Linked DNA regions of Homo sapiens: region 2 is linked to region 1. A link is a loop called in an ENCODE intact Hi-C map of the cell type or tissue named here. Cell type or tissue: PC-3. All regions are shown on one strand. Links, peaks and the distances in the headings refer to the core of each region. The heading gives the core; the rest is flanking DNA.

Region 1 (5,384 bases), core at 113-5,112:
AGCAGGGTAGGGTAGGCAGGGGTGAGGCTGTGAATGGCTCTACTGGGTGCAAGTATTCCATAAACTCCATAAGGAAACCTTACTAATTTTAAAAATCCATTTGTGGGATGAGACATGAAGTAGCTTTTCTTTCTTTGGAAGATGGTCACATCACAATAGCAAAACCCCTTGTGACACATCACAGGCAGGCTCTCAGGGAGAGCTCTGTATCCCAGGGCACTGCACTCTGAGCCCACTCAATGACTTGTATGGGCACATTATGCCCAAAGGTGTCTCTAAACCCTCAAAACCTCATGCAGAACAAGCTAGGTATAACTCAACAGTATCCATTACTAGGAAGGAAGCCTTTGCAGAAGCTTCCTAGGCATCCCAGGGAGCTGTCTTTCCAGCAAGACAGGAGCAAAGATGTCAGAGCTCCCAGCTCTGACCCACATGGACTTGCTCACCTTGCTCACCATCTCTCTTTCTCTCTCTTTCCAGGGTAATACAGATCTCAACTGCAGTCCATTCAGAGGGAGAAAATATGAAAATGGAAAACTGGGTCTGTCCTGAGAATGTTTACTATGCAAAAGAAAGTGCAAGCCAGGAAGAGACAGGTGGTGAAGAATAAAGAGCGCTATGGTGGAAAATGAGCTTGAGAATGTAAAACCCGCCATTAGAGGAATGAAAATGAGTGGGGCTTCTCTGGAACGGCAGTAAGCATTTGGATGACAGTAATGATGGATCTGTTTCAGTTGAGTTCCTACATGGTCATGTCAAGGACGGAATATGTAATGTCTGTGACCCGGCTGTTCTCTACAAAGAATTCCTCATGTTGACAATGTTAATGTCCCAATATAGCTTAAATAAAAGAAACATTAAAAAAATAGACCAACTGGAGCTTCTTTGCTTTCTTAGAGTCTTGCTCTGCGGCTCGGGCTGGAGTGCAGTGGCACAATCATGGCTCACTGCAGCCTTGAACTCCTGGGTACAGGCAATCTTCCTGCCTCTGCCTCCAGTACAGTACAGTAGCAGTACCGACGTGCAGCTATGCCAGGCTTTTATTTTTCTAGAGATGGGTTCTCACTATGTTGCCCTGACAGGTCTTGAATTCTTAGGCTCAAGCAATCCTCCCACCTCAGCATCCCAAAGTGTTGGGATTACAGGCATGAGCCACTACACTAGACTTAGAGCTTGTTTTTAAATGGAGAAATTTTCTTTTCCTAAGACTTATCCAAAGGCAATTTTTACCACTGCCATATAAAAAAATTTTGTTGCATCCCTATATACTAATTCACAGGCTTGCTTCTACTGGAAACCATGAAAACAATACAGTCTTGGTGAAGTTCTTTCCAAATTTTGAAAGTCTGTATCAGAGAAATGAAAACAAACTAGGTTTCTTAAAGCCAAGAAAGTTACGGAATCTCCGGAGCAGGTCAAGTCCATCCAAGCTAATGCTCCACATGGCCCCTGCACGTTCCACCTCATCTCCCAGGATGTCCAGACACCAGTGGGTCAGCTCCGTGAGGGCAGGCAGTTAGCTGTTTTGTTCACTACTATATCCTCAGCAACTAGAGACTACCAGGGCTGAAGTGTGCACATAGTAAACACATATAGAGTAAATGAAAGAATGAGCTGCCTCCCAGGGTAGTGTCCTTCCTGACATTGCCAGAAAGTTCTTCCTTCAATCCAGATGAGACCTGCCCCCCGGTGGCATCTGCATGCTGACCTGCTATTTCTTTCTTTTTTTAATTTTTTTGAGACAGTCTCACTCTGTCACCCAGGCTGGAGTGCAATGGCGCGATCTCGGCTCACTGCAACCTCCGCCTCCCGGGTTCAAGCGGTTCTCCTGCCTCAGCCCCCCAAGTAGCTGGGATTACAGGCATGCACCACCATGCCTGGCTAATTTTTGTATTTTTAGTAGAAACGGGGTTTCACCATGTTGGCCAGGCTGAACTCAAACTCCCGACCTCAGGTGATTCCCCCACCTCAGCCACCCAAAGTGCTGGGATTACAGGCATGAGCCACTGGCCCCGGCCGCTGACCTGGTGTTTCTACCCAAAGCCCTACAGAACAACCTTCATGGAAATCAGTTCTCAAAATAGGTCCCTACAATTTTTCTCTTCTTTAGGCTGAACATTCCTGAGTCTGTCAACCCTCCCTCCCGTGGCAGGGTTTCCGTTGTGATCTTCTAATACTCCTCGACCCTTTCCTTTCCTTGCCCTCCTAGTCTTTGGAGAGCTGTGGTGGGGGCAGCGCCATGAGGGAGGGCTCCCTGCCAGTTCCCAGCCCTCAGAACACACTGGCTCTCTGGGAATGGCGTGTCTTCCAGCATTCTGACCTCTCTCCAATCTGTTGGCAGGCAGAAATCACTGTCTGGGGTGGTGGAGAGAGGAACACTACTTCTTTGGTGGGTCCCTCTCCACCTTCACAAAAGGGCACATCACCCCTGTGATAGTTCTGAACTTGGCACTCTCGGCTGGGCAAGGTGGTTCATTCCTGTGATTCCAGAACTTTGGGGGGCCGAGGCAGGAGGATCACTTGAGGCCAGGAATTCAAGACCAACCTGGGCAACATATTGAGACCCTGTCTCTACAAAAAATGTAAAAATTAGCCAACCATGGTGGTGCACGCCTGTAGTCCCGGTTACTTGGGAGCCTGAAGGAGGATCACTTGAGCCCGGGAGGTCGAGGCTGCAGTGAGCTCTGATGGCATCACTGCACTCCAGCCTAGGTGACAAAGCGAGACCCTATCTCAAAAAAATAAACAACTGGGCGTTCTCTAGTCGGAGCCCTGGAGGGAACTTTGGTTCCTTCTATGCAATTGGACCAAATGTGATAACACTGCCCTCTGGTGGCAGGGTCTCTAACTGCTGCGTGTGGATTTCCCGGGAGACACCAAATCACAGAATCTTAGAATTGTGTATTACAAAATTCTAGGGCTGGAAGGGGCATTTAAAGGGCATCTAGACCAATTCTGAAGCAGCTGGGGATTCCCCCCCATAATATCCCTGAAAGAAATGATAATCCAACTTCTACGTGAACCTTCCCAGTGAAAAAAGGCAGCCCATTCCAGTTTTTAGTTTTGTTTTGAGACAAAACAAAACCAAAACCAGGGTCTTACTCTGTTGCCCAGACTGGAGTGCAGTGGTGTGATAGCTCACTGCAGCCTCAATCTCCCAGGTTCAAGGGACCCTCCCATCTCAGCCTCCTAAGTAACTTGGACTACAGGTGCACACCACCACACCCAGCTGATTTTTTTTGTTTTTTGTAGAGATGGGGTCTCACTATGTTGCCCAGACTAGCTTTTAACTCCTGGGCTCATGTGATTCTCCCACCTTGGCATCCCAAAGTGCTGGGATTACAGGTGTGAGCCATTGTGCCCGGCCCCATTCCAGTTTTGACTAATGATCATGGTCAAAAAGTCCCACTTAATATTGAATGAGAATGTATGTCCCTGCATTTTGCCCTTACTTTGCTCCAGCCTTCACCTCTATAATCACATAAGTCAAATCTGTACCCTCTGAAGTCAGACAGATACAGGTTCCACTTTCCCGGCAGTGTGACTTTGCAATTAGACACTTGCCCAGTTTCTCCTAGCATTCCGTAGGACTTCAACACTTGTCCTCCGGCTAGGGATTTGTCATGAAAAGGTCAACCTTGAGTTATGGTTGAATCAAAGGCTAAAAGGGAACCTGTCAGCTATTATAAGGGACTCTTCTTTCCACTTCTTCCTGAGCCCTGGCTTAGGCTAATAAAAAATGTGTTCTGTAGCTTTGCAGTAATACTTCCATAAAACTTCCCTCTACAGATGTTTTTTGTTTGTTTTTGTTTTTTTGAGATGGAGTTTTGCTCTTGTTGCCCAGGCTGGAGTACAATGGCACAATCTCAGCTCACTGCAACCTCCACCTCCCAGGTCCAAGTGATTCTCAAGCCTCAGCCTCCCAAGTAGCTGGGATTACAGGCGCCCACCACCACACCTGGCTAATTTTTGTATTTTTAGTAGAGATTTTTAGAGAGATTTAGTTTCACCATGTTGCCCAGGCTGGTCTTGAACTCCTGATCTCAGGTGACACGCCCGCCTCGGCCTCCCAAAGCGGTGGGATTACAGGTGTGAGCCACTGTGCCTGGCCTACAGATGTTTTTAAAAACCAACTTTAAATATGGCAGCAATAAAGTAACCAGACTAAAGGGAGAAATGCATTATGGGAATTAGGTCTGGTGATCAGAAAGGCTCCCGTAGGAGTAGGTACAGGGTGCTACAGGAGAGGCACTCGGCCCAGTCTTGGAGGATAAAGGAATGTGTCTGGAAGAAGTCATGTCTCTGCTGAAGCTTAAGGTGAGTAGGAGTTAGGCATCCAGGGGAGAGAGGGCTTGTGGGAAGAAGAGTGGGAGAGCAGGAGGAGGTAGGTAGGGTGTGTCAGCTAAGAGTGTGCTTGGCTGCAGGTGGCAGCACACTGAGCCAACAATGGCATACGTGGCAGAGACATTTAACAATCTCACACACACACACACCCCACCCCGCCCCGGCAGATGGTTTCAGAATGAGTGCGGTGTGAAAGCGCCAGGTCTCCACCTTTCCATCCTGCAGCATCCTTGGGCCTGTCAAGGTGATTGCCAACAGCGTTAGGCATCATATCTTCCCCTGCCATGTTTAAGCTAGTAAAAAGATAAGGGCTGGGTGCTGTGGTTCATGCTTGTAATCCCAGCACTTTGGGAGGCTGAGGCGGGCGGATCATGAGGTCAGGAGATCAAGACCATCCTGGCTAATGCGGTGAAACCCCGTCACTACTAAAAATACAAAAAACTAGCCAGGCATGGTGGCGGGTGTCTGTAGTCCCAACTACTCAGGAGGCTGAGGCAGGAGAATGGCATGAACCGAGGAGGCGGAGCTTGCAGTGAGCGGAGAACTTACCATCTCTTTTTTTTTTTTTTTTTTTTTTTTGAGACGGAGTCTCCCTCTGTGCCCAGGCTGGAGTGCAGTGGCACGATCTCGGCTCACTGCAACCTCCACCTCCCGGGTTCACGCCATTCTCCTGCCTCAGCCCCGCCGAGTAGCTGGGACTACAGGCGCCCGCCACCACACCCGGCTAATTTTTTTGTATTTTTAGTAGAGACGGGGTTTCACCGTGTTAGCCAGGATGGTCTCGATCTCCTGACCTTGTGATCCGCCTGCCTCGGCCTCCAAAGTGCTGGGATTACAGGCGTGAGCCACCGTGCCCGGCCTGAACTTGCCATCCTTTTATCAAGGAGTACATTTTTTTCCAGAAGCTCCCCATGAAACGAACTTGTGAGTGTTGATTGGCAGAAATTGATGGCACACGGCCATCCCAAAACCAATTAGTGGCAAGTGGGAATGGGCTTGCTGTATTAGACATGGACCAATCGTGGTTCACTCCCTGGACT
Region 2 (5,384 bases), core at 180-5,179, 210 kb before region 1:
GGAGGATCACTTGAGCCCAGGAGCTCGAGGCTGTAGTGAGCTATGATTGCACCACTGCACTCCAGCATGGGTGATAGAACAAGACCCTGTCTCAAAAAGAACAACAACAAAAAAGAATGTTCCATTCATGTAACATGCAGTTTCTACTAATTTTAAAACTGAGCTACAGTGTTCCTGGCTCATATTTGGAGCAGAGATTTAAACAGCAAAAAAATACCCTACCAGAGACATGCACAATTAAATTTCAAACTGAAACACAATAAATAGATTTAATTTATTGCCCAATGTGTAATCACTTTTCGTAAATGGAGGTGGGAATTCCACATCTAAAGGTCTAGACATTTTAATCTCACCCTCAAGGGAAAAAAATGATACACACGGCCGGGCATGGTGGCTCACGCCTGTAATCCCAGCACTTCGGGAGGCCGAGGCAGGCGGATCGCCTGAGGTCAGGAGTTGGAAACCAGCCTGGCCACTGTAGTGAAACCCCATCTCTACTGAAAACACAAAAATTAGCCAGGCGTGGTGGTGTGCGCCTGTAAGCTATTGGGAAGGCTGAGGCAGGAGAATCATTTGAACAGGGAGGCGGAGGTTGCAGTGAGCCGAGATTGTGCCATTGCACTCCAGCCTGGGCGACAGAGCACGACCACGTCTCAAAAAAAAAAAAAAAGATACATACAAAACAAGGGAATAATTTCATTTTTCTTATTTTGCATTTCCATGTCTAGGCACATTCAAAGACTTTTAATGTGATATTATGATGCACATTTGAAATTTTCAAAGACAAGGCATTGTATATTGGCTACCCTTTTATATGGGCATACTAGGATTACACATTTTGATTCCACTTAAATTTGTACTATATATAAAAGATAGGTAAAATAGGATCCTATACATAGTAACATGGAATTTTTATATTTTTATACATTCTAAAATCTCCCTAATATTATGATGAAATTATTTCAATATTTTGTTGTTCTTTGTACATATTAATATCCTACGCATCTGTCTCTAAAGAGTTTTGAAAGAGAATTTATCCACTCAATAGTTAAAATGGTTAAAATGGCAAATTTTATAATGTGTATTTTGCCAAATTTACAAAATGAATAACTGAATATACCCAAAACCACTGATATTTACACTTTAAAGGGGCAAATTATATGGTATGTGAATTCTATCTTAATATAGCTGTTTAAAAAAACTTACAGAGCCCTCTTCCAGAAAAGCTGCCTTGTCAACACTTTGATTACTCATTATGTGAAAATACAAATATTGTTGATTCTGTGTCAAACGGATGATTCAGAAGAGATGGACACTGACTGTGAAGAAATGTTAAGAATTCCTTAATCTATTTTTCTTATACTTTTAAATTATGTATATACAAGAATAACACATGCAAAAAATCTATACTTAAATAAGTGGCTCTTTCAATGTTATAAGTAAAGGTTATAGATAATTAGAAAGCATCAACATTATTTGATTCATAGCATTTTTTCTCTTTTGGTGGTGCACGTAATTGTAAATCTTACAACTGCATTTTTTTGGTTTTTTTGTTTTTTTGTTTTTGAGACACAGTCTCACTCCGTCACCCAGGCTGGAGTACAGCAGTGCGTCTCCAGGGCTCAAGCGATCCTCCCACCTCAGCCTCCCAAGTAGCTGAGACCACAGGTGCGTGCCATCATGCCTGGCTTATTTTTCTATCTTTAGGGGAAATAGGTTCTCACTATGTTGCCCAGGCTGGTTTCAAACTCCTGAGTCAAGCGATCCACCCACCTCAGCCTCCCAAAGTACTGAGATTACACGTATGAGCCACCACACCCGGTTACAATCAATTTTTTTTCTTTTTTGGTGGCACATGTAATTGTACATCTTACAATCAATGTGGTTTCAGATTCTGAGTTGAGACTTAGCAAAAAGGAGGAAGAAATAGAGACATGGAGCTTCTAATCTCTAAACACCTATGTATACACCACTCCCAGCACTGTATACATACGCCTGTGTTCATACACATGTGGCCCTTTTCCTAAGCCTCCTGTGAAATCAAACACATTTTCATTCCAATAAAGCAATTTCTGGAAAGTTATAAAAGACACCGGGGAAAGGTATTTAAAATGAATACCATTTTGCTAATTAACTGTGTTTACTATTACAATTACTAAAATAAATGTACTCCCCTTATGTGACGGTATGACAAAGCAGGAATCTGATGGACATATTATGTCAATTACTCATTTGAATCCATGACTCAGAGTATTTTAAATATACATATGGAAACCAGAGTCTTTTCATAACCAGACTCTACAAACAAGAAATGTGTGCCAAGACGTGACAAACACAATCTTAAAAAGCTTCACAGATTTAAATCTTCCATTTAAAGCACAACTTATTTTATCAATGCTTTTATGTAATCCCCAAAATACAGCAACACTGAGTTTAAAATTCCAAAGATGTTTTCTGGTTTCAATGATGGAAATTGCTTGTCCTGTCTACAATAAACACACACAGTAGGACACAAAACTTCAAAGAGAAAATTCATATATTGATGGAGACAATTTTTGAAATTTTCTTGTCATATATGAAAAGCAATTTGTGATGGATATCTCCGGGCCACAACTTTTTTTTTTTTTTTTTTGAGATGGAGTCTCAGTCTGTCACCCAGGCTAGAATGCAGTGGTGCGATCTCAGCTCACTGCAGCCTCTGCCTCCCGGGTTCAAGCAATTCTCGTGCCTCAGCCTCCCAAGGGATTACATGCGTGCGTCACCACGCCTGGGTAATTTTTGTATTTTTAGTAGAGATGGGGTTTCACAATGTTGGCCAGGCTGGTCTAGAACTCCTGACCTCAAGTGATCCGCCTGCCTCGGCCTCCCAAAGTGCTGCGATTATGGGCATGAACCATGGTGCCCCGCCGGGACACATAACTTTTCAACTGGAAGAAAAGTATTCTAAAACGTTATATTTTTACAATAACTTAAGAATCATTTTGGTCACTATAGAGGTAACATATGCTCATAGAAATCAGAAGAAATAAATAGTAATAAAAGTATCCATGATCTCACTACCCAGCTATAACTGCTATTACTACTTTTTCCTCTAGAGCCTTTCTGTCTTTATCAGGGAAAGGACAGTGAAATGGCTAAGTGCCTGGTTCTGGAGCCTCACTCCCAGGTTGAAACCCCCCTCTTCCACTTACTAACCCACGTGATCTTGGGCAAGAGTCAAAATCTCTATGCATCATCTGTAAAATAGGAATAGTAGTAATACCTACTTGATCGGATTTTTAATGTAATTATCCTGCCCATACGGTTTTGCTACCTGCCACTGTCACTTAATAGAATGTGTGAACGGTTTCCATGTCATTAGATATTCTCACATAAAATGTTTAAGGGCTGCAATTATTCCGATACATGGCTGTTCCATAATGTATTAAGATCCCTAGTGCTAGGCATTTAAACTGCTTCCAATTTTCTGCTATTATACAACAAGCAGTTATATGAGGAGAGTAGGAATGATTGGAAGCTGGGGATCCCACATTACAGTGGCAATGACAGCAATAGGGGCTTCACGCAGACCAGGCTGTTTGCCTATGACCAGGATGCTGGTTTCCTGGTCACCCAAGCTACCTTGCTTCTTGCTTTTTCCCAAGTTTGGTGCCCAGCCACTGGCTCTTCTAGGCGCTCCTAGCAGCCTTCCAATTAATTTTCTTAAGCCTAAATGAGCCAAAGTCAGTTTCTGTTGCCTGTAACCAAAACACCCTTCTGATAGAAAAGATAATCATTCTCTTCTATATATATCCCATTAATTTCAAAATGGACTCAACAAGAACCTGTGATACACACACAGGTGTACACATGCACATGCACGTGAATAAGCTACACAACCAACCTTCACAATCTGCCACATCCCAAGAAGCAGCCAGTGAAACTAGACAGCTACAATGCAAAGCGCAAATTCTCTCTGAAAGAAAGACATTTTTATCACAACGAAAATTCCACTGTGAGAGTCTTCATGCACTTACGAGCTTGAGATGCTATACTTTCACTAATGCAAAATTATATAGAATACATAAGCTACAGAAAGGCTAATCTTTCTCGAAGGAAAAAAAATCAATTACACATTATACCCAAACACAAACACTAAAACAACAACCACTACTACTAATTACTAACAATTACACACTACTCTATACTATATGCCAGGTACTGTTGTAAACCCTTTTCATGTTAATCTTCTAATCTAATTCTTGAAATTAATCTATCATAGGGACTAGTCTTATCCCATGTTATAGGTGAGAAAACTGAGGCATCAGAGAGACTGAGTAGCTTTGCCCAAGATAACACAGCTATTAAAGATTTGAACCCAGGCAATCTAGCTTCAAATCTATGTTCTTTACCACCATATATACTGTTTCTTGATTTTTCTCTTATAATGACAGATTTTTGCATTCTACTCATATATTAAATTTTGGCTGTGTGTGTCACAGAGGGGCCTAAACGGCCAGAGGATATTTATCACACAGTTGGATGAAGACTCTCTATATCGCCTATCCCACTAAGACTACAATTCCAGTCCACAGAGTGACTATCATTCCCCTTCTCCCAACACATTTTGCCAAGTGCTATTCTACTTCCAAGCCTTTGCTCAATCTATTTGCATTACTTAAAATGCCCTCCCAATCCGTCATCCCTTTGCCTATTTCCAACCAATCATGCCAGGCCAAGTTCACATGCCACATCCTACACAAACCTTCCTCAAATCCCTCCAGCTGGAATCAATCTGCCTCTCTCCATACTTCTGTGATTCTCTTCACCATTCCATCTTTCCCTTCCCAATGTAAAATTCTACAAAGCAGGGACTACATCTGGTCAATTCTCCCTTTTTATTTGATATCCTCTATAGTACAGAAAAAGGTTATTGCCAAAAGTAGTTGTTCAATCAACAACTACTGAAGTTAAGAACATTGGGGTGTTAAAGCCTTCTCTGCCAAAATGCAACCCCAAGGAGGCAAACTGGAAAATATCAAAGATTGAGAAAAATTCACCCTATCATGAAACTACTATAAGCCCCCCTGTAAACCTATATCTAAAAACCTATCATTAAGATACACTGTGGTTTGTGAAATTTCAGCATTTATTCCAGTAGGTCCTTTTATGGTCTGAATGTGCACACTGTGTGAAATGAAGGAGGAAATTTTTTGGGAAACTATTTAAAATATTTGGTAAATACTGGGAACACAAGGTCACATGAACTACAAGGAAAAGGCCTGAAACTCGCTAGTACTTTCATAAGCAGTGTGGGTGCTAACTGCAAGCAAGTCAGACAGGTGGCCAGCCTCTGTCTTTAACAATTCCATTGTTGCCGGGAGCAGTGGTGTATGCCTGTAATC

Evidence for each region. Peaks named below come from ENCODE experiments on the same cell type or tissue, not always from the same donor. Only the 100,000 strongest peaks of a DNase experiment are listed, where the experiment ranks them.
Region 2: it touches region 1 in a loop (5-fold over the local background); 3 of 110 quality-filtered maps call a loop at or near these places.

What each region holds. Positions count from the first base shown.
Region 1 is chr7:99,310,259-99,315,642 of GRCh38, forward strand. It overlaps MYH16 (myosin heavy chain 16), which reads left to right. Exons shown (of 24, transcript NM_001431356.1): 24 at 481-866. All of the region lies in intron 2 of LOC105375421 (a long non-coding RNA gene), which reads right to left. Among named protein-coding and RNA genes, the nearest start is that of ARPC1A, 13 kb to the right of the region's middle. RefSeq lists silencers at 4,345-4,434, 4,465-4,544. In PC-3, for the core only: CTCF peaks have their summits at 1,682 (motif pointing left) and 2,830 (motif pointing left); DNase peaks (open chromatin) are centred at 2,813 and 4,443; H3K27ac peaks cover 535 bases.
Region 2 is chr7:99,101,279-99,106,662 of GRCh38, forward strand. The region is part of intron 1 of SMURF1 (SMAD specific E3 ubiquitin protein ligase 1); the gene reads right to left. Among named protein-coding and RNA genes, the nearest start is that of SMURF1, 40 kb to the right of the region's middle. RefSeq lists an enhancer at 1,244-2,443. In PC-3, for the core only: no CTCF peak of the experiment used is centred there; a DNase peak (open chromatin) is centred at 2,283; H3K4me3 peaks cover 1,207 bases; H3K27ac peaks cover 2,665 bases.